Linked DNA regions of Mus musculus: region 1 is linked to region 2. A link is a loop called in an ENCODE intact Hi-C map of the cell type or tissue named here. Cell type or tissue: gastrocnemius. All regions are shown on one strand. Links, peaks and the distances in the headings refer to the core of each region. The heading gives the core; the rest is flanking DNA. Region 1 overlaps Myo10 (myosin X). Region 2 overlaps Myo10 (myosin X).

The links. Hi-C counts contacts between places; a loop is a spot of excess contacts. Peaks named below come from ENCODE experiments on the same cell type or tissue, not always from the same donor. Only the 100,000 strongest peaks of a DNase experiment are listed, where the experiment ranks them.
Region 1: it touches region 2 in a loop (2.7-fold over the local background); 5 of 42 quality-filtered maps call a loop at or near these places.

The regions. Positions count from the first base shown.
Region 1 is chr15:25,633,963-25,643,625 of GRCm38, forward strand. All of the region lies in intron 1 of Myo10 (myosin X), which reads left to right. Among named protein-coding and RNA genes, the nearest start is that of Myo10, 16 kb to the left of the region's middle. In gastrocnemius, for the core only: no CTCF peak of the experiment used is centred there; DNase peaks (open chromatin) are centred at 3,922, 5,352 and 8,405; H3K4me3 peaks cover 853 bases; H3K27ac peaks cover 4,397 bases.
Region 2 is chr15:25,716,664-25,726,326 of GRCm38, forward strand. It overlaps Myo10 (myosin X), which reads left to right. Exons shown (of 41, transcript NM_019472.2): 5 at 5,507-5,641; 6 at 7,221-7,345; 7 at 8,409-8,422; 8 at 8,533-8,617. Among named protein-coding and RNA genes, the nearest start is that of Myo10, 99 kb to the left of the region's middle. In gastrocnemius, for the core only: no CTCF peak of the experiment used is centred there; no DNase peak of the experiment used is centred there; H3K27ac peaks cover 141 bases.

The DNA.
Region 1 (9,663 bases), core at 702-8,701, 83 kb before region 2:
ATAGGGCTTCTTAAAAACCAGGACTTCAAGGACATTCAAACTTCCTTTGGGTCAGGCATTGTTCTGGTGGCAGTAAGGGCCTTAGCCTGGTGAAATGGTTTGGCAAGAAAAACTAGACTGTGTGACTGACAGCCTCCTCCCAAGGCCTTGGCACTCTGCCGGGAGCAATGGCTTCTAGCAGTGCGTGCTCCACTGGGAACCTAGGCAGAGCTTGTGAGGGAGTGAGGTGCTGGTGAAGGCCACCTGATCCACAGGCTTGGGGCTGTCCCTGTCTTTCTCAGTCCTGTGCTGGGACACTGACCTGCCTGCTTCCTTCCTGTGTGTTCTTGAGCCAACTTGCTGTGTCTCCTCCCTTGACCTCTCTTCTTGCTTCCTTCTCCTTGTAATCAATCAGGCTATGCAGAGATTGGCCCTGAGCCCTGGGGGGAACACCCTGTGTTACACTCTCGCCACCAAAGTTGAATGCCGAAGTCAAGGCAAAGAATTTCCCAATGCACCAGTCTTCTCTCTGGGTCACCCCTGATTTGTATGAAGAGTGGGCACATGTTTTTCTGCATGTGTGTGTGTGTGTGTATGTGCCTGCATATGTGGTGTGTTTGATGTCTGGGCAGCAGGTCTGTAACAGATGAAGACTTTTATTTAAGTCTGTCTGTATAGTTAAGTCTAATATGCGTTCAGTCATCCCCTGGTGTGTGTGAGAGATTGGTTTTAGGACAGCCTTTTTGTCCCCCTTGGACACCAAAAGTGATGGTGCTTAAGCCCCTTCACATAACTGTATATAACCCCGTGTTTATAAAATGTACGTGTTGTTTTCACGTATGCTCTTTAGGTTGTCTTAATTAGAAGGGTCTGTTTTTCACCTATAGTAGGCAGAACGATTGACGACAAAGGGCCAGCTGTAGCTACTATAAATGTGCCTCTTTTAGGGTTCCTGTCACTATGAAGCATCTTGGGGAGGGAAGGGTGTATTTGGCTTACATACACATTGAGGAAACCAAGGCAGGACCCCTAACTGGGTGAGAACCTGCAGGCAGGAGTTAATGCAGAGGCCGTGGAGGGATGCTGCTTACTGGCTTGCTCCTCATGGCTTGCTCAGCCTGCTTTCCTATAGAGCCCAGGACTACCAGGTGTGGAACCACCCCCCATCAATCAATAATTAAGGAAATGTTGTATATATTTGTGTGAAGTTCAGTCTTATGAGGGCTTTTCACAACTGAGGTTCCCCTTCTCTGAGGACTCTAGTTTGTGTCAAATTGACATAAAAGCCAGCATAGTGTGTGTGTGTGTGTGTGTGTGTGTGTGTGTGTGTGCATGTGTTCCTGGTTCCTGGCTGAGGCAGCCATAGCTGTAGTGTAGGATGGGAAGTCTCTTACTAAAGCTGTGTACCCGAGGGCTTTTCCTCAGATCTGGTGAACTCAGCCCTTGCTGTAAAGACTCAGAATCTTCAATAGGCAGCGCCTTGTGTTGCTTGTATTTTTCTGAGAAGATAAAATTCAGAAGGGCACCTCCCCGCCGTTTCCCACATTCTTGTCTTGGTAGGATGGGGTCACCAGGATACTGTTTTGACTGTCATAAGATCTGTGTTTCCTAAAGGTTTTTGTAAGTCGGGCAGCATCTCAAACGTTGGTGCCAAGTTCAACTTCAAGGCCCTGAAGGTCAGACACAGCCGGTAAAGTTTTTGCATTAGTTCCCTGCAGACCGGGAGACCCAGGGAAGGTCTCCTTTCTCTCCCAGTGATAAAGCTTTCCCAGCTGTAGCAATTTCCTTCTGGCCTTGGGGCAGCTCTGGTAAATTAACCTTCTGTGTGGTAGGTTCTAAAACCATGTGTCTTCAGACTCACTTGCACAAGCCAGAAAACCCTTTTGTCTGTGAAACAGAAGCTAGGATTCCCCTCCTCAGCACCTTGTTTGTCTCCAGCTGACCTCAGGTTTGCTGAGTCAATTCAGGTGACAAGTCCTGATCATTCGCCTCCACCTCCAAGTGCTGCTGTTACGGGCGTGTCACACCTGGGAAGTGTGGCGGGCAGACACTCTGCGCTAACCTACATCTCCAGTTTATTATTATTTTTTCCCTCAAGAGATCAGGAGAAAGAGCATGTCAGGAAACTGTAGGGTTATTTTTTTTTTAAAACCAGTGTGCAGTTCATACTTGTTGCTTCAATCTGCCCATCTGATGCTTCTTGTTGGCTTTGCCACGGAAGTGACATACAGCTGTCTCTCCATCTCCGGGCTTTTAGTCTACCCAGATCTTCAACAGGGTTGGACAGAGTGGACTTAAGGAAGTTAATTGGTGGTTTTAATAAAGCCATTCTGGGAAACAATCCTGCTCTCACAAATGTGAGATTTAAAAATAACAGATGGTCTGCATTTAAATAAACTTCGCAATGATGAGCGTCAGTGAAGGCTATGATGCCCGGTAGTTGTTCATCTTAAGGAGTACAGATTTTATGTTTTACAGCTGCCTTGGTGGGTAAGAAGAGTCTGCAACCATGAGGACCAGAGTTCACTTACATAAAAAAAGGCAGGCATGGCAGTGTGTGCCTGTAACACCCATAGGTGGAACCCTAAGATCTCTCTGATTAGACAGCCCAGCCAAAATGGTGAGCTTTGTTCGAGGCAATAAGTTGGGAAGCCATAACGGAACACCTCCTGTCCTGCTCTGGCTTGTGTGCGCACTCAAGTCTCTTGAGAACCCACAGCTCTTCTGGAATCTCCCCTAGCATGCACGGGTTTGAAAGCAGCTGAAATCGCCTGGGTGACCAACTCCAAGAACTGGCTGCTTAGGTAGCAGCTCCTACAGCCTTGGTGAGGATGCCAGGGATGGACTGGTGTTTGCTGCCATCCAGGGTGGTCCTTCACCAGTGGGAGCCGCTTCTTCAGTCAGGCAGACTCAGCAATCACAGTGAATCACAGTGGCAGCGGCTCCTGATCCAGCCGCCTTCTGTCTTAGGTGACTGCTTGGCTCTGCTCTTGGGCAACTGCCTTCATGCAGGGGTGGGAGGTGGGAGATTTGGGAGGGGCCGTGACAGCTAGCTTTCAATCAGTCACTTCAACCGCCTGTACTTTACGGCTTCTGTGAGAAAACCAAACCAAACCATAAAGAAGTACTTTATAGAGATTTAATATTCAGTTAGCAATTTTTTTTTCAGCTCACTTTTTCTAAGACTAAGTTACAGTTGTGTTTTTGAGAATGATAGCAGTTCTCAATCTGGAGTGATTTGCACTTTCCAGTTTAGATTGCATTTAGCAATATCTGAAGACAGTTGTGGTTGTTAGCACAGATGTGGGAAGGGATTGCTGGTATCTGCTGGGTAAGATAGATCCATGGATGTGCCAAGCATCCCGAACTGTACAGGACTGTGTGACGGTGTGCACTAGCTTGGTCCAAATGTATCCTGAAACCCTACTCTTTTCTGCTTTGATCTCTTGCTCTCTCAATAAAAGCATCCCGCTAAAGTAATTTCCCAATCTCCCAGAGTGTTTTTTCTGGGGCGTATGGATTATATAGTCTTCAGACTCTTATTAACTTTAATATTATTGTTCTATGTGTTATGACAATATATTTTTAGATCAGTGGATACCCTAATCCTCTTTACTTCTAAACTGGTTCTTGTTATAATTGTGAGCAGGTGAGCTATAACATTATTTTTATCTGGATCTTAAGGACACAGATTTGGGCACAGCACATCACCAATCTGGCAAGTGTTTTCTGAGGGCTAGCAGGGGAGCACCAGCAAGCTCCATTCTTCTCACTCGAGTTTTGTTTTGTGTCGTGTCGTTTGTTTGTTTTTGCTGTTTGCTTATTGTAGTTACTTACCAAACACCTCGGTTACCAACCCTGACCATGTAAGAGGCAGGCATTCAAGTGTGGCCAGTGAGCCCTGTTGGCAAGCTCCGCCCCTTGGCTTTTCCCCTCCTCTCCGGTTTGATGAGTAAGTGTGTGATTTTTCCTTCTGCTTCCTTCTCCCCAAGCATGGTTTATTGCTGGCCGGCCGGAGTGGTAATGAATCACTTGGAAAGGCAGCTGACTCTCTCTCTCAGCAGCACTCTTGTGTGCTAAAAATAAGAGGAAGATGATTCCCAAGTTCACACCCACATTCACTGCCGAGTTCACACCCATAACTGCTTTCATCAGGTCCTCAGGCCGGAGGCAGGCAGACTTAAGCTGGAGCCTCTTAAGTTTCCCCATTTAATTTGTGCCTTAGTGGGAGTTCTTTCTGTATTTGTCTCGGCCTGGTTTCTGTTCACCGGAGAAGACTGTAATAATTCAATCTCACTTTAAAAAAAAAAAAAAAAGATTGTGTAATGTGTTTGAGTGTGCGAGTGCAAGTGAGCGTGAGCGTGTGTGTGTGTGTGTGTGTGTGTGTGTGTGTGTACATCTGTTTGCATGTGCTGTCGAGGCCAGAAGAGGGCATTAGATTCCCTAGAGCTTGATTATAGGTTATGAGTCACCGACATGGGCACTGGGAACTGAATTCGTGTCCTCTGGAAAGGAAGCAGGTGCTGTAAACCCCTGAGCCATCTCACCAGCCCCTTAATCGGATATTTCCTGACGTCACAAGGTGCTATAAATGAGATTGATACCTTTTTAGATAAACCGTAGAATCACATATTTTGTATATCATTTGTGTTTTAGATTGGTTTCCTTTATGTTGCTGTGATAAAATAGCCTCACAAACGTAACTTAGTGGAGGGAGAATGGGGGGATTTTAAACATAGGCCCCAGAGGGATGGAGCCTGTTACGGGGAGGAAGGAGAGAGGGAGTGCAGACGCAGGACCTTGGCTGATGACGTTGTATCCACACCCAGGCAGTGGAGGAAGCTGTGCTATCAAACTTAAAACCTGGTCCCATTGACAAATGTCCTCTTGAAAGGCTCCACCTCCTAAATGTGAACTTTCCTAAACAGCAGCTGAGGGCCAAGGGTTTGCACATGAGCCTTTGGGGGGATTTTATATTCAGAGCACAACAGATAAAATTAAACTTAAAAACAAAACAAAACAAAACTCCTTGAATCCAAGTAGGATATTTAATTTTTTTAGACCAAGAGTCAGCAGACAGCTTTTGAATCAAAATGAGTCTGCCTAGAGGATGCTTTCTGGAGGACTGGCTGACCCAATGTGGAGTTCAGATCTCTGGAGATAGTTCATGCTGGAAGTCTGGGGTTGAGAGGTCGCTTCAGCCAGGACATCTTCACCCAGGCTGAGACTGAACACTCAAGGACCACACCGTTCAACCAAAGTGCGACATGCCCCAGGGATTGACTTTCTAGCCTTGTTAAATCCAGGCCAAGTGATAAGAAATGGTGTAGTGCTTCCCTTCAGAGATCATGGAGATCAGTGCTGGTTATTGGTACCCTGGGACCTCTGCCAGGCTCCGAGGCTAAGGTGTCAGCGGATGCTTAGATGGTTCCCGCTCCTTGTAGTTACTACGTGACGGGGAGTTAGGGCAGCTGGGAATGCCAAGCTCATTCCATTGATGAACTGTCACAGCTTGGAAAGTCCCTCAAGTTGATCTAGAAACCACACATCTTTTAATAAGTAACACCAGTCAGAACAGAGGCCATTCAGGAGGATCTGTTTGGAGATGTTCTGCAAGCTAAGTCCTTTATATGAAGTGTCTCACTGAATGAACACTCTGCATGCTGGGTACCCTTGCTTGCCCCAGGTGGATCTGAACTCTGTGTTTGAGAGGGTTTAAGTGCCTTGTCAGATCATAGAGCTCTCTGGAAGCTTCTAGTCTTTTGTGTCCTCCTCCTGAGCCCCAGTGTGTTGATTTCTTTGCATTCTCATGACCAACTGGATTGCCAGATCCAAGGACCGATGGCACACCCACACTGTCTGGGGCCTTTTTGTGTGTGTGCTCTAGGATCCCATCCTAGGTGATGGGTCTATGCCATAATGGGTCTCTGCCAAGATTATTTGCATAGCTTGGGTTCCAGCTGAGTCTGTTTTGTCTAGGACTTCTTCAGATATCTGAGGCTAGACACTTCATTTACAAAGAGGCAAGACAAACCAGCAGACTCAGCACAGAGAGCATCTCAGCAGATCAGTGCTATGGATGGGCTGTGTAGCAGACTTCCCTGCTCCTAAGAGATGATGGTCCTGCGATGTGTTGATTTGCCTGTTAGTAGGCCACTGTCTGATAGACTTAGCCATATTGGGGGTCAGGCTGTCTGATGAGATGAATGGCCCCACAGGCTTGTAGGTGTTCTGGTAGAATCTCATGGGGGTCTTTGGGGAAGTTGTCTCTGAGCTGGTAGTGAAGAAAGGCCACTTCAGCGGGTAGGAGCAGCAGACACAGCTTGGCAGTGAGTGGGCTTTGTCAGTCTCTACTGCCCATAAGTCTGGTAATAGACCATGTTCTTTGCCTACTTCCTATTGTAACTCTAGCAAGAACTTTATCTTCAATATGTGGTTCAGCTCCCAAGAACCTCGATGCCACTTGAGGCCTCTGTTGTCAGTAGCCGATATTCCTTAGCGTACTTGATCCGTTTTGCAGTGGAAGTCGCTCTTGCTGGGTCACTTCTGCCCGGGAGGATCCCACGCTCACTAGGAGTGCTGTGTGCTCTCTGGTCTTAACTGAGATCGTGTAAGAGTTGCCAGCGTCCACCCATAGGACCAGGAACATTTCCAGGTATCCGTTGCCTGGTGGTGTCCCTTGTGTTGTTGTTGCTTTTCTTTTTAAAAGGACTTTATTTATGTGTGTGTCTGTGTGCATGTGTGTTTTTGTGGGTACCTGTAATTGCCAGAAGAGGGTGCATCACACAGAAGTTGTAGGCAGTTGTTAGCTACCTAGTGTGGGCCCTGAGACTAAAAGACTTGAATCGTCTGTAAGAAAAGCAAATACGTTTAACTGCTGAGTCCTCTAGCCCTTTTTGAGTGGGTGTGTATATTATCTATGTACATGTTCACATGTGTATACACGTGTAGAGGCCAGAAGTCTATGTTGGGTGCCTTCTCTTGCCCTCCACCATATTTTTTGAGACAGAGTTTCTTACTGAACATAGAGCCTGCCAACTGGCTAGGAAGGCTGGTCAGTGAACTCCAGGGATCTTCCTCGGCCCCCCTCCCCCATGCTGGCACAGGGAGCCACGTTACCAGCTAAGCCATTTCCCCAGCCACCATCCTGTCCTGTTTTCTACCACCTCAGCAGCTGCATCCAGAATTTATCTTCGCCTTCTCCCACTGTGTGGTTGGACTTTGCTTTGTCTATGGTATCTGGGACCCGGACTTCTCCCTGCTATGTATCTGAATTGACTACACAGCTGTCCTCACAGCTGTAACTTGCAGAGGAGGCCTGGTTCCATGTCTGCTCTCGTATGTCATGTTGCATACCTGCCCACTCCTTCCAAGCCCATGGCCCAAGGCTGGTGCTACTTGATATCAAATCATCTTTCCAGGCACCTGAGGCTCTGGCCTTCCACTGTCTGTCCCCATCCTCTGGTCACAATGGTGGCATGACTTCCTGTCCTTCAGCTGAGCATGCAGCCTGTGGTGCAGTTTTTCAAAAGGTAACCTTTACTCGTGAACTCAAGTGTCCAATCTAGGGTGAAACTTGGAACGTGTTTCACAGCCGTGACTTTCAGGTGGCCAGCTGCCCAGGGAGAGGCACATGGCTGCAGTCTGAACCGCTCACAGGCAGTTCACCTCCAGAGTTCCAAGAATTATAGCCTGTGCCCCATGGCGCGTCAGCAGAGACATTACTAAGACTCATGATTGTGATATTCTGTGTCCTCTGTGTGTGCACATATGAGAATGCATGTATGTGTGTGTGTGTGTGCATATATGGAGGCCAGAGGTCAACTGCAGATGTGTCTTCCCTTGGTGATCTGCACCTTGTTTATTGGGACAGGGTTTCTCAGTCCTTAATCCAGGCCTTACCATTTCTGTTGCAGTGGCTTATCACTGAGCCCAGGATGCCCCATCACTGCCCTCCCAGTGCTGGAGTTAGAGGAGACAATCACCTACCACACCTCACTTTTGTGGGGGTCCTGGTGATCTGAACTCAGACATTCCTAGCGCCTCCCTCCCATTTAGATCTTTAAGATACATTGGCAAGAGTTTTGAGATAATATGCATAGCTTTTTGTGCCTCTCTGAGATGATGGTCCTGTACATCCTGAGGGTGAGATGGTTTTCTTCTTTTCGGGGAGACCGAAACTGTTTCTGTGCAGGTCTGATGGCCATCAGTGAAGAGGGAAGTGCTTTGAGAACTGTAAGCTCTCTTCTGGACAACTTTATAGAAACCAAAGTGAGGGAGACACACACCATCCCCTCGCCCACCCCCCTCCTGCACACCCCCTGTTTATTTGAGAAATAAACAGAATTTCCTTATGTGGTTGGCAGGTGGCCAGCGAGTGTGCCTACAGCTCAGGAATCATCAAAAACAAACTAACAGAAAAGGCCTGACTTGCTGGAGGCTGTAATTCAATCTGAGGGAGGTGTGTGTGTGTGTATGTGTGTGTGTGTATTTGTGTTCACCCACACACGTGCACGTGCTGGGGGCAGGGTGGCAGAGGGTGTCTGGAAGCTTTAACCCTTGGTGCTATAAATAGAACACTTATTTGGCTGGGTCTAATACAGACGTTTGGAATGGAATTTCTCCTGCTATTTGGTGAGAATTAAGGTATGACTCAATGTCCTGTACCCAAGACTGGCCCACATTCGTACCCACTTTCCTTTCGATCTGAGCCAAGTTTAATTAAAAGCAACACTTGACAAGTCCATTAAATAACTTGAAACACTTCCCTTCAAAACCTTACCATGAATGGAGGCATTATACACAAAACAATGCCCCTTTAAAAACCTGAAGTGAGGGCCAGACTATGCAAAGCACTGGATAAAGTGGGGTGGGGAGGGTGGCAAATCCTGCCCCACACAAGCTGAACCAGGAGCCCAGGAGGGTGAGGGAAGTGAGCCAGGCTGTGTGCAGTAGGGAGCAGTGGGGACTGTGGCAAACAGACCTGGAGAATTAGAGCTTTTTGTTGCAAGGCTTTCTAGGTTCCAAGAAGAGGCGTGATGTGGGTGAAGTGCCCCAAATTGTGTGGCACTGACAGGTAGGTAGTACAACAGGTTTTGGTTTTTAGTGAGCCGCAGACACTATCTGCCTAAAGTTTACGCAGTTTGCACGGGAGAAAGGAGTGGCTTGGGCGGTACTTGAGTTAGCTGTAGTTTTGCCTGTAATATTGCTTGCGGCGTTTGCGACTGTTTGGAGCTGGGACCCACTTCTGGGTTTGGGGATGGGTCCCTGTGCTGTCTGGAATTTTGTCACCTTCCTTATGGCACCGAAACTCAGGTCACCCGTGGTTAGAAACTGGATAGCTCTGTTTTGAAGGCGGGAATGTTATATTTTCCTATTTTAAGAGTTTATGGCCTCCCTCCCTTTTCTAGAGGTGGGAGGTTTGGAGTGACTTCAGAGAAGCAATCAAAGCAATCGCAGAGTGACCACTGCCCCAGCTGAAGGTCACTGTGACTCCATGCACAAGCCCAGGAGTCTGGCCCAGCCTCCATGTGTGTGACTAGCAAGCACCATGACCTGGGTTTTATGTTGATTTCAGCACTCATCCTAAGATGCTGGTCTGTAGGAATGTACGGATTTTCTTGATGTAGCCTCACAGAACATTCCAGAGTCATTTTTATTGGCTTCAGTTTGCAGTTTTGAGTG
Region 2 (9,663 bases), core at 1,105-9,104:
CCTGTGTTGAACAACTAAAAAAGGGAAAGTAACTTTACGTAGCTAAATGAATCCACAAGAGTCTTTGTGAATGGATTTGTGGCCCAGGCACGGTGACTTTTAATCCTAGTATTCTTGGAGACAGGGTCAAGTATCTCAGAGTTAGAGTTTGAGGGTAGTCTGTTTTACCAGGGCCATCCAGTGCTATGTAGTGAGACCCCATTCAAAAGCAAAAGAATTGACTCGTCACTAGAATGTGGGGTGGGGTGGTTTTGTATTTGAAACCCAGTCTCACTCTGTAGCCTTGGCCTGCCTCTGCTTCTCCAGTGTTGGGCAGTGACACCACGCAGGCCGTTTGGTTCAATAGAACTTACCAGCAGATTTGTTTTTCTTTGTTTTGTTTTTTACTTTTTCTTTACTCCTCCCCTTCTGTTCCCTCTCCTCCCCTTCCCTGCCCTGCTATCTCCCTGTCCCGTCTCTCCCATTTCTTTAAAGAAAGTATTGGAATTAAGAAAACAAGAGCTAGGTTGCTAGATACAAGGATCTGTTTGGTTTCCTTGGGCCTAATCTGCCCCCTGGTGGATGCTGTGTGTCTTGCTAGTCTCACAATGGTCTCTCGCCTTCTTGGCATTAAAATCACAGAATATTCTCTTTCTAGCCCTCCACATTATCAAGTAAATTTTAAAACAAGTAGTTTAGCCTTGGCTGAGATCCCCAGCTGGGCATGGCAATGCCGGGCCTTTAGGGTTCCATTGTGTACTGTTTCAAGGTTGTTCTGCTCTGAAACTCTGTTTTTAAAAAAAAATTAAAATTTTTAAAATGTATGTGTATGAGTCTGTATGTTTGAGATCTACCACTGTGTGTGTGTGTGTGTGTGTGTGTGTGTGTGTGTGTGTGTGGAGAGATTAGCTTGTTGTGGTCTTTTTGAATGTGAGTGAACTCTCGAGATGCAGTGTAGTGTCAGGTGACAGAAGTCACAGCAAATGTACCTGTAGGAGCTGCTGACTCCTGGTCATGGTTTAGGTGTTGAGGGAACCTTCAAGCCGTTAAGTAGAGTGAGATTCTCCCTGGGAGTTAGCAGAACAGGGCAAGTCATGAGAGCAGGGGATGGAACAGGAGACCCACACTGACTGGCCGACTCCGTGCTACCTTTGCCGGGGTCGAAGGAGGAGCTTCCTTCTCAGACTGACCCAGACAGACTGGAGTTTCCTGCTTTCAGGAAAACCTCGTCAGACCTGCGGTTCATGTGCTTCCTCAAGGCTTCAGTTTGACTGTGCAGCACTTGGCTTGAGTGACTCCATTTTTGTATAATCTAGTCCTTCCTTCAGGGCCCAGTACAGAGCTCAGTCTAAAAAAATAAAATAAAATAAAATAAAATAAAGTAAAAAATAAAAAAAAAAACATGGGGGCTGGTGAGATGGCTCAGTGGGTAAGAGCACCCGACTGCTCTTCCGAAGGTCCAGAGTTCAAATCCCAGCAACCACATGGTGGCTCACAACCATCCGTAACGAGATCTGGCGCCCTCTTCTGGAGTGTCTGAAGACAGCTACAATGTACTTACATATAATAAATAAATAAATCTAAAAAAAAAAAAAAAAAAAAAAAAAAACAAAACATAACTTTTGTCCTGGGTAAAAAGCTAAGGCTAACTTGTCTGTGTGGCTTCACACCAGGACAATATGTGGTAGGCGGCCAGCCTTAACTAACTGTCAACCAAAGGATGAGTAAATCAGAGGAAGTGCTCAGGGTCTTTGCTTGCTTTGTGTTTGGAGTTGTCAAAAATGGAGCCACTTCTTAACTGGGCCTTTTATATTATGGGATGGTATAAAAGTAACTGGGTTTTTGATCTTTGTTTTTTTTTTTTTTAATTTATTATATGTAAGTACACTGTAGCTGATTTCAGACTCATCAGAAGAGGGCGTCAGATCTCATTACGGATGGTTGTGGGCCACCATGTGGTTGCTGAGATTTGAACTCAGAACCTTCAGAAGAGCAGTCAGTGTTCTTAACCATTGAGCCATTTCACCAGCCCTCTTTGTTTCTTGAAGTGTGTCTTGCTGGGTACTGAGCCAGAGTTGGGTGTTTGGTTAGACAGAGAACATGTGACAGAGGGCATGGTCTGTGACTTACAGTCAGAAGCAGGAGAAGGACATGTGTATGGGTGAGGACTGTCTGGAATGGGACCAAAATCTGTGGAGAAAGGCTCACTACCGAAGCCATGATGTGAGGACTGTTTTAACTTGCTAAGACCTTTGGACATGGGCAGGAGAGATGGCTCAGTGGTTAAGAGCACTGACTGCTCTTCCAGAGGTCCTGAGTTCAATTCCCATCAACCACATGGTGGCTCACAACCATCTGTAATGCCCTCTTCTGGTGTACTCATATAAATAAAATAAATCTTTAAAAAATAAAAATAAAAACCCTTTGGACATAATCTTTTAGACCCTAGAGATGCTCCTTTAGTTAGCTATCAACTAGGAAATGATAGAAATTAGGTTTGATCTGATTTTTATGTTAAGAAAAATGTGTTGTTTTGGAATTTGATGCATAGAGGGCATGCTTGATCAGCAGAGGCAAACAGAAAGGCAAAGAGCCTATGTCCTAGGTTTGGTGATTGGCTCACCGGTGTCTCAGCTTCTCAGCCCTGTCCAGCGCCTGCAGCAAAACCACCCCAGCGAGAAACAGATTGGAGGGGTGCGGTTGAGTAGGAAATGTATTCACAAGCAGGAAGGTGGAACGTAAGGACCAGACATCATCTTAGACATGATGGATCTAGAACACTGCCAGGTAGCTCCCATCTGTCCTGCTAACAGCCCAAGCATCCCCGTGCATGGAGAGTCAGTGCATGCTAGCACCATCTCCTGCTGGTACTCGCCTGCCTCCTTCCTGATTAAAGAGCACATTGCTCCCAGTTCTTTTGAGCCTCACTGCCCTGACACTTTGATTTCGTTTTATGATAATTAGGCATAATCACTCAAAAGTCTCCAGCTGTTACGTGTTTGGGGAGGAGAAGGCATGCACATTTGGTTCCGTGACTTAAAATAAGCCACCCTGATTTCCTCTCCAGCTGTCTTACTCTCTTCCTTAACTCGGGTCTACATGGGGTTTCTCTCTGACCCTGCTCTCTCTTCCCTTCTCTATCTCCCCCCCCCCCCAGGAGTTTTCCTGTTCTCCCAATCCCACCTGGGCAGCTTCTCTGAGTCCTCAGGTATCCTATCTTGATATCTCACATCTTGGGTTGGGTTCTGAGTTCACATCATTTTCTCCCCTAAAATATGCCCTTCCTCCCACAATTCTCCAGCTGCCCTGTCCCAAGGCTGAGGCCTGGAAACTGCTTTTTGTCTTAGAAGTAGATTTGTTTTGTTCTCTCCAATGTAAAGTAAAATTATCAAGTCAAGTACGCTAATTTTATGTATACAGTGCAGTGACTTTTGACAGATGTGGAAACTGTGGTCTGCATCCAGCTCATCACGCTGGTAAGCTCGCTGGTACCCAGATCCTTCCAGAGCCTCTGTCGTGTGCTGCCCCCAGCCCCTGCATCTGGCAGGGGTACTGTGCATGCCATTGGCTATTTCCTCAAATTTTTCCTCTCCTAGCTTGGACTCTACTAAGTCTTGTATGATGTCAGTGCCAGCCATACACGCAGCACTGGTCTGTGCCCAGGCCAGGTATGTCAAAAGGACTGTTACGTCCTGAATCAGGATGATTCCTGTTGTGGATAACAGAGAGCTCAGCCCAGACTGGCTTGACTCACTCGCTCTGCCATCTCAAGCATCAAACAGGACGGTTCTGAGGTTGTTAGATTCAGCTGTCCCAGGCAGGCCTGTGTCATAATCTCTTGGGTTTTGCTTTTGCATCTCATGGGAGGTGTGGTTTGTGGCACTTGCTCTCTGCAGGGAGAACACGTCTCCCCGTCTTGTTGCTGGGAGCTCTCAGAACCCTTGCTAGGATGCTTTTTTGTCTGGAATAATGATATCTTTCTCTCTCATATTCAAGCCTAATGTTTCCAAATGGGATAAGGTACCTTTCATGGGTCTTGATCAGCAGATATTTACTGAATGCCCAAGACACGCAGCCTGGCTTCAGGCAGGGGTGCCTATCATCTGAGTCCTCTCCTCTTTTCTGAATGTAATTAGCTATTTAATCATTCACCATGTACCTGACAGCATACCTTAAGAGCCCCGTACCTTGGCACACACAGGACACAGAGAACTCAGGGGCTCCTGTCTGTCTTCCACCGAGCAGTCTACCCTGCCGTCTCCGATGGCTTCTGCCAGCCCTGCTCATACAACCCCTTCTGCTTTGCGTTCCGTGTCTGTTGGCTTCTTGTTTCCTCTCGCCTCCCCCAGGGTACTTGTTGAACATGGAACCTTCACAAAGTGGACTGGACTCGACTCTCCTCTCCAGATGTCTCTCATGCTTCCCTTCCCATCTCTAGTTGTATTACCTGTGCAGTCTCTGAGCATCCATGAGCCTAGGTAACAGCTGCACCGAAGGAGATAGCTATAGCTGGTCTTCTGGAAGGGACTCTTCAGGCCTTCTGGAGTACCCTCTCAAGGACTTAGCTCTTGAAGGTGATGTTAATGGACCCAGCACACTCACCAGCCATGGGCTGCATCTTCCAATACTGCCTTGCCTGCCTTCTGGCTTTTGCTCCATCATATCTTACCCAGAATCCTCCTGTTTTCTCTGCCAGCCTTATACTTGGCAGACATCATAGCTGAGGCATCCTTTGCATCTCCCTTCGGTCCCCTCTGTCTGAAGTGCTTTGTCCACTTTCTGTTACCAGCTTCTAAGTGCAAGACATCCGTAGGACTTTGAAATCAGACCCTCGTGTTTAGCTCTGAGCCAGGCATTCAACCCTCCTTGCCTGTTTCTGTCTCAGGATAGCTGGGAGGCTGGTCGTGTAGTGCGGGCTTCATCCTTCTGAACACTGGTGGTCTCCTTCTTATGCTCATTGTTTCCCCCCAAAGTACTGTGACTGTGCCCGTTCATTTAACACACACCCGGCAGGTGCCCACCTCAGCGGGTGCTGTTGGAGATGAGGACATGGCTTGGGAACAAGACAAAGTAAAGATTCTTGCCTGTGCAGGGCTCCCCTTATTTGAACAGTGCGGTCTGTCTGTCTCCTGCGTCTTGCATAAGAAGCAGTATATAGGAGGTCAGAAATGGACCTGCCAGCAGGAGAAAAGGCCTCCGCTTCCCTGCAAATCAAAGCAACGGGCAAGTTATAAAATTGAATTTCTTATTTGAGGGTCAAAGGAGGGCATGCAGGCTGTAGCAGACTTGTGGAGGTCAGAGGGACCTGTGGGCGTCTGTTTTCTCTTTGTATCATGTCATCGGGCTTGGTGGCAGGTACCCTTAGCCACAGAGCCCTCCTCCTGGTCCGGCAACAGGGATTTGTACCTCCCTTCTCCCCATTGTCAATGGTGACTTGTTTTAAGGAGTGTAGTGCTTTTGGCAAAGCTAGTTGTTTCAAGACTCCATCTTTCTTTAGAAACCAAACCTTGTGTGTTTTGTGTTTCAGCGGGGAAAGCGGAGCTGGGAAAACGGAAAGCACCAAGCTGATCCTCAAGTTCCTGTCCGTCATCAGCCAGCAGACTTTGGACCTGGGCCTGCAGGAGAAGACATCCAGCGTCGAGCAAGCCATCCTTCAAAGCAGGTAGCGAGCGCATCACCTTTCTCCCTCCCGGGCCAAAGGGCGAAAAGCTTCAGGCTTCCCTTCTGGAACCGAATAGCTATAAATTAGTCGGTCTGTTTCTCTTCCCGGCTTGCCTGTTAGGATCTCATTAAGAGATCTCAGCTGTGAACCTTTCATCCCAGCACAGGGGAGGCAGAGGCAGGCAAATCTCTGTGAATTCAAGGCCAGGTGGGCCTAGAGGGTTCCATGCTAGGAAGGGTGATATAGCGAGCCTTTGTCTCCCCTCCCCCCACCATTGCCCCTCCTGCCCCTCCCAAAATTGAACCGGTCTTGACATGGACTTAGCACTTCCTGCAGCCTTCAGCAACACCTGCTTGGGCAGATGCATCTCCTGGTCCATCCATCCTTCCTCCCTCTGTCCCATCCCATCCCTGTCGGGCCATTATAGGCAGTACTTCATGGTTCTAAGAAGCAGACTGACTGCAGCTGCTGATGGAAGCTCTCAGACACACACTAACCCAGTTGCTGTAGCATTCAGACAGAGAAACGCAGTCAGTGTGAGCACAGGGCATTTGCACAGCCTCACTTGGGACAGATCAGCAGTACCCAGCCATGATCCTGACATGAACTGACAGAAGGCTGTGTGGCTGAGTATCATCTGCTGACTCATTTGGTGTCTGATTAGCGCCTTGTCAGGTTGTACCGAGAGAGACATTACAGACCCCGGATGCAGAGAGCTGACCTGGGGTCAGCAAACTGCAGCCTAGTATAATATCCTGCAGTTTTGTTTTGGTTTGTTTTCAGTTGGAGATACAGCTCAGTGGTAAAATGCTTGCTTAGCATTTTCAAGGTCTAAAGTACCATGCATACACTTGTGTACACACACACACATATACACCTGCACACACACAAATTACACTTAAGTATATATGCCTTTAGTTTTTAGCCCTGCTTCCAGCCTGTAGCTCAGCAAGGGTCATCACCCTCCATTTTCAGAGTTCTTCACCCGCCTCCTTCAGCGTTCTTCATAAATAATTTCCTTGGGACCCTGCCATGCTTGCTTGTGCTGTTTCTGGCAACTTTTAGACAACAGAAGCAGCACTGAGTAGTTTCAGCAGGGACCGCATGCTCTGAAAGCTGACAATAGCATCTGGCCCTTTACGGCCCTGCCTGTCACACCCTTGGTCTATCCTGACTCTGTTTAACAGTTGGAGAAGATCTGGAAGATGTTAAATAAATTACCTCCAGGCCATGGTGCAAACATGTGGAAGGCCCAGCATCCAGGGCTTTTCAGATCCTAGATGGGGGGGTCTCTTCTGTACATCTCCCGGGCACTGCTGTAGCCAAGTTCATTTGTCAGAGCTGAGCCATGTGGTCCCCTTAGCTGTGCAGCTTCCTCTCCCTGCATAGCTAACCATCTTCTTAGTCTCTCTCATTCTAGAGGATGTTCAGGAGAAGCCCGTCTCAGCAAGTGTTTAGAAAAGCCAACTCTTCTTTAAATAAACAGAGTCAGGCTGGACCCTCCCTGGGCTGCAGATTCCTTCCATTTGTGTGTATTAGCGTTGGCCCTGAGTGATGCCCTCTTGTCCTCTGTCCACAGCCCAATCATGGAAGCATTTGGCAATGCGAAGACAGTATACAACAACAACTCCAGTCGCTTCGGGAAGTTTGTTCAGCTGAACATCTGCCAGCAGGGAAACATTCAGGGAGGAAGAATTGTAGATTGTATCCTGTTTCGTTTCATGGCTGGCTTTGTATTTGGCCCTGACAGTGAGAACTTTGTTCTCTTACTGTAAGGGGCCCAAAAGAACGTGAAATACTTGTTTCTCTAGCTCAAGGGTTCTTTTCTCTTTAATATCATTGCATCTGGCCTGTTAGTTACTTTACAAGGTAAATGATCATTTTTCCTTTGGAAATGTCTCAGATTATGCCCATAGTCTAGATTCATCGCTTATTATCTGATTTCTGTTGCTATAATGTGATGTCTGACGGGATACTTGATAGGAAAAAAAAAGTATTTATCAAGTTTTGCCTTTTAAAAAAAAATAGCCGTAAACCAGAAAGTAGTGATACATACCTTTAGTCCCAGCACTTGGGAGGCAGAGGCAGACAGGTCTCTGTGTTTGAGGCTAGCCTAGTCTACAAAGTGAGTGCAAGAACAACCAGGGCTATACACAGAAATATAAACAAACAAACAAATAAAAAAATAAAGATTAAAGCAGCTTTATCTTAGGTCACCGTTTAGGCTAAGATATTAATAAGTCAAGTATTCTGGCTCTGGTACAAGCCATCTTGCTCCGTTGTAGCATGGTGGTTAGCGTCCTAGATGGCCGGCGGGGGCATGCCTGAGAGGTCACATGCCAAGAAGTTAGAGGAAGAGAGAACCTGACTGGGCGGACTCCACCCTTGACTGTCTCAAGAAACTGACATGCTTGTAAGATCAGCATTAGCATAACTATAGTAACAGTGACCTAGCCACCTTCTCTTGGGCCTCACCTTGTGTGAGGGCTCTTCCACATGGCCCCTTGGGGCTACATTTAAGCCATGTCTGCCCTGGAGCAGCACTAGAACCAAGCACTAGTGTTCAGTTGGGCACCATGACATTGGGCCTGGGTTTAGGTGACGTGGGCTTTGCTTGTTTGGTGTCATTTGGCACCAGTAGCAGCAACGCAGACAGATGAGTGAGCCACAACTCAAGCAACCAGGCCAGCACACTGCTCCCCACCCCCACCTCCATGCCACCAGTATCTGTTTTCTTCCTTGACCTTCCATTACTTCTCGAATGAAGATTTATTAGAAAAAGTAAGTACTCATGGCTCAGTTTTCCTATAATGACAGTTTTCAGAGATTGTTTTGTATTAAGTGATAAAAACATTTATATATATATATATAAATTTGGTTTCTCCTCACAGAACCGAGTAGTGAGGCAGAATCCCGGGGAGAGGAATTATCACATATTCTATGCACTGCTGGCAGGGCTGGACCAGGGAGAGCGAGGTGAGTGACGAACAGGTTCAGCAGAGACAGGGGGGTGGCAGCTTGTCTCCTGCTCAAAACACACTGTAGATGGCACCTCAGCAGTCCGTGATGTCCACCAGTTGCAGTAAAATGTGTGAGTGCAGCGGGTGTACCAGAGATGCCGGCTGAGGTCATCTGAGGATCACCCCAGCACAGGGGAAAAACTAGCAGCAGAGAAACCTCAAACTATTTGTAATCTTAGTACACTTTGAATGTAACGGATATTTGTGAGACATATATAATGTAATGCAAGCAGCTTTATTTCTGTGTGTGTGTGTGCACATGTTTATCTGTGTTTTCTCTGTACATACACATGTGTCTGTATTTTTGTATGCACGCATGTAAACTAGTGAGTTCCCATGTTTGTGCATAGAGGCCAGAAGGTGATGTCAGAGGCACCCCCATTGCTCTCTGCATTACCTTTGGAGCCAGGATCTCTCACTGAACCTGGACCTTGCCATTGAGTCTGTGCTGGTTGGCCAGCGAGCCTGGCGTTACAAACTCACTACCCCATATGATATATTCTTTTAATCATTTATTTTTGCTTCATGTGCACTGGTGTTTGAGGGACTCAGATTCCTTGGAACGGCAGCTGCAGAGGGTTGGGAGCCGCCACGTGGTTGCTGGGAATTGAACTCACGTCCTAGGGAAGAGCAGCCAGTACTCTTAACCACTGAGCCATCTCCCTAGGCAAAGGTTATACTTTTAAAACACACCTAGGTGACAGTCATTTCTAAGTGTGTGCTTATTTTCCTTTATTGTCCTACTAGAGGATAGCCTGAGAGCTTCTGTGTCCTAAGCGAGCCCTCCCACTTAACCATCCCTAACCGAAATGCTTGGCTTTTAGAAGAAAACAATAAAGCAAGAGTCTCGTTAATGGGTTCTCTATGGTTCTGCTTACTTTAATGAAGTTTTTATTTCCCTGGGATTTCTAAAAAGTAGCTCTACCAGCATCTTAGTGTGTGGTCATTTGGGATATAGACTTGGGTGTGTGCTCTAGTTATTAAAACCAGAATAGAGTCTTC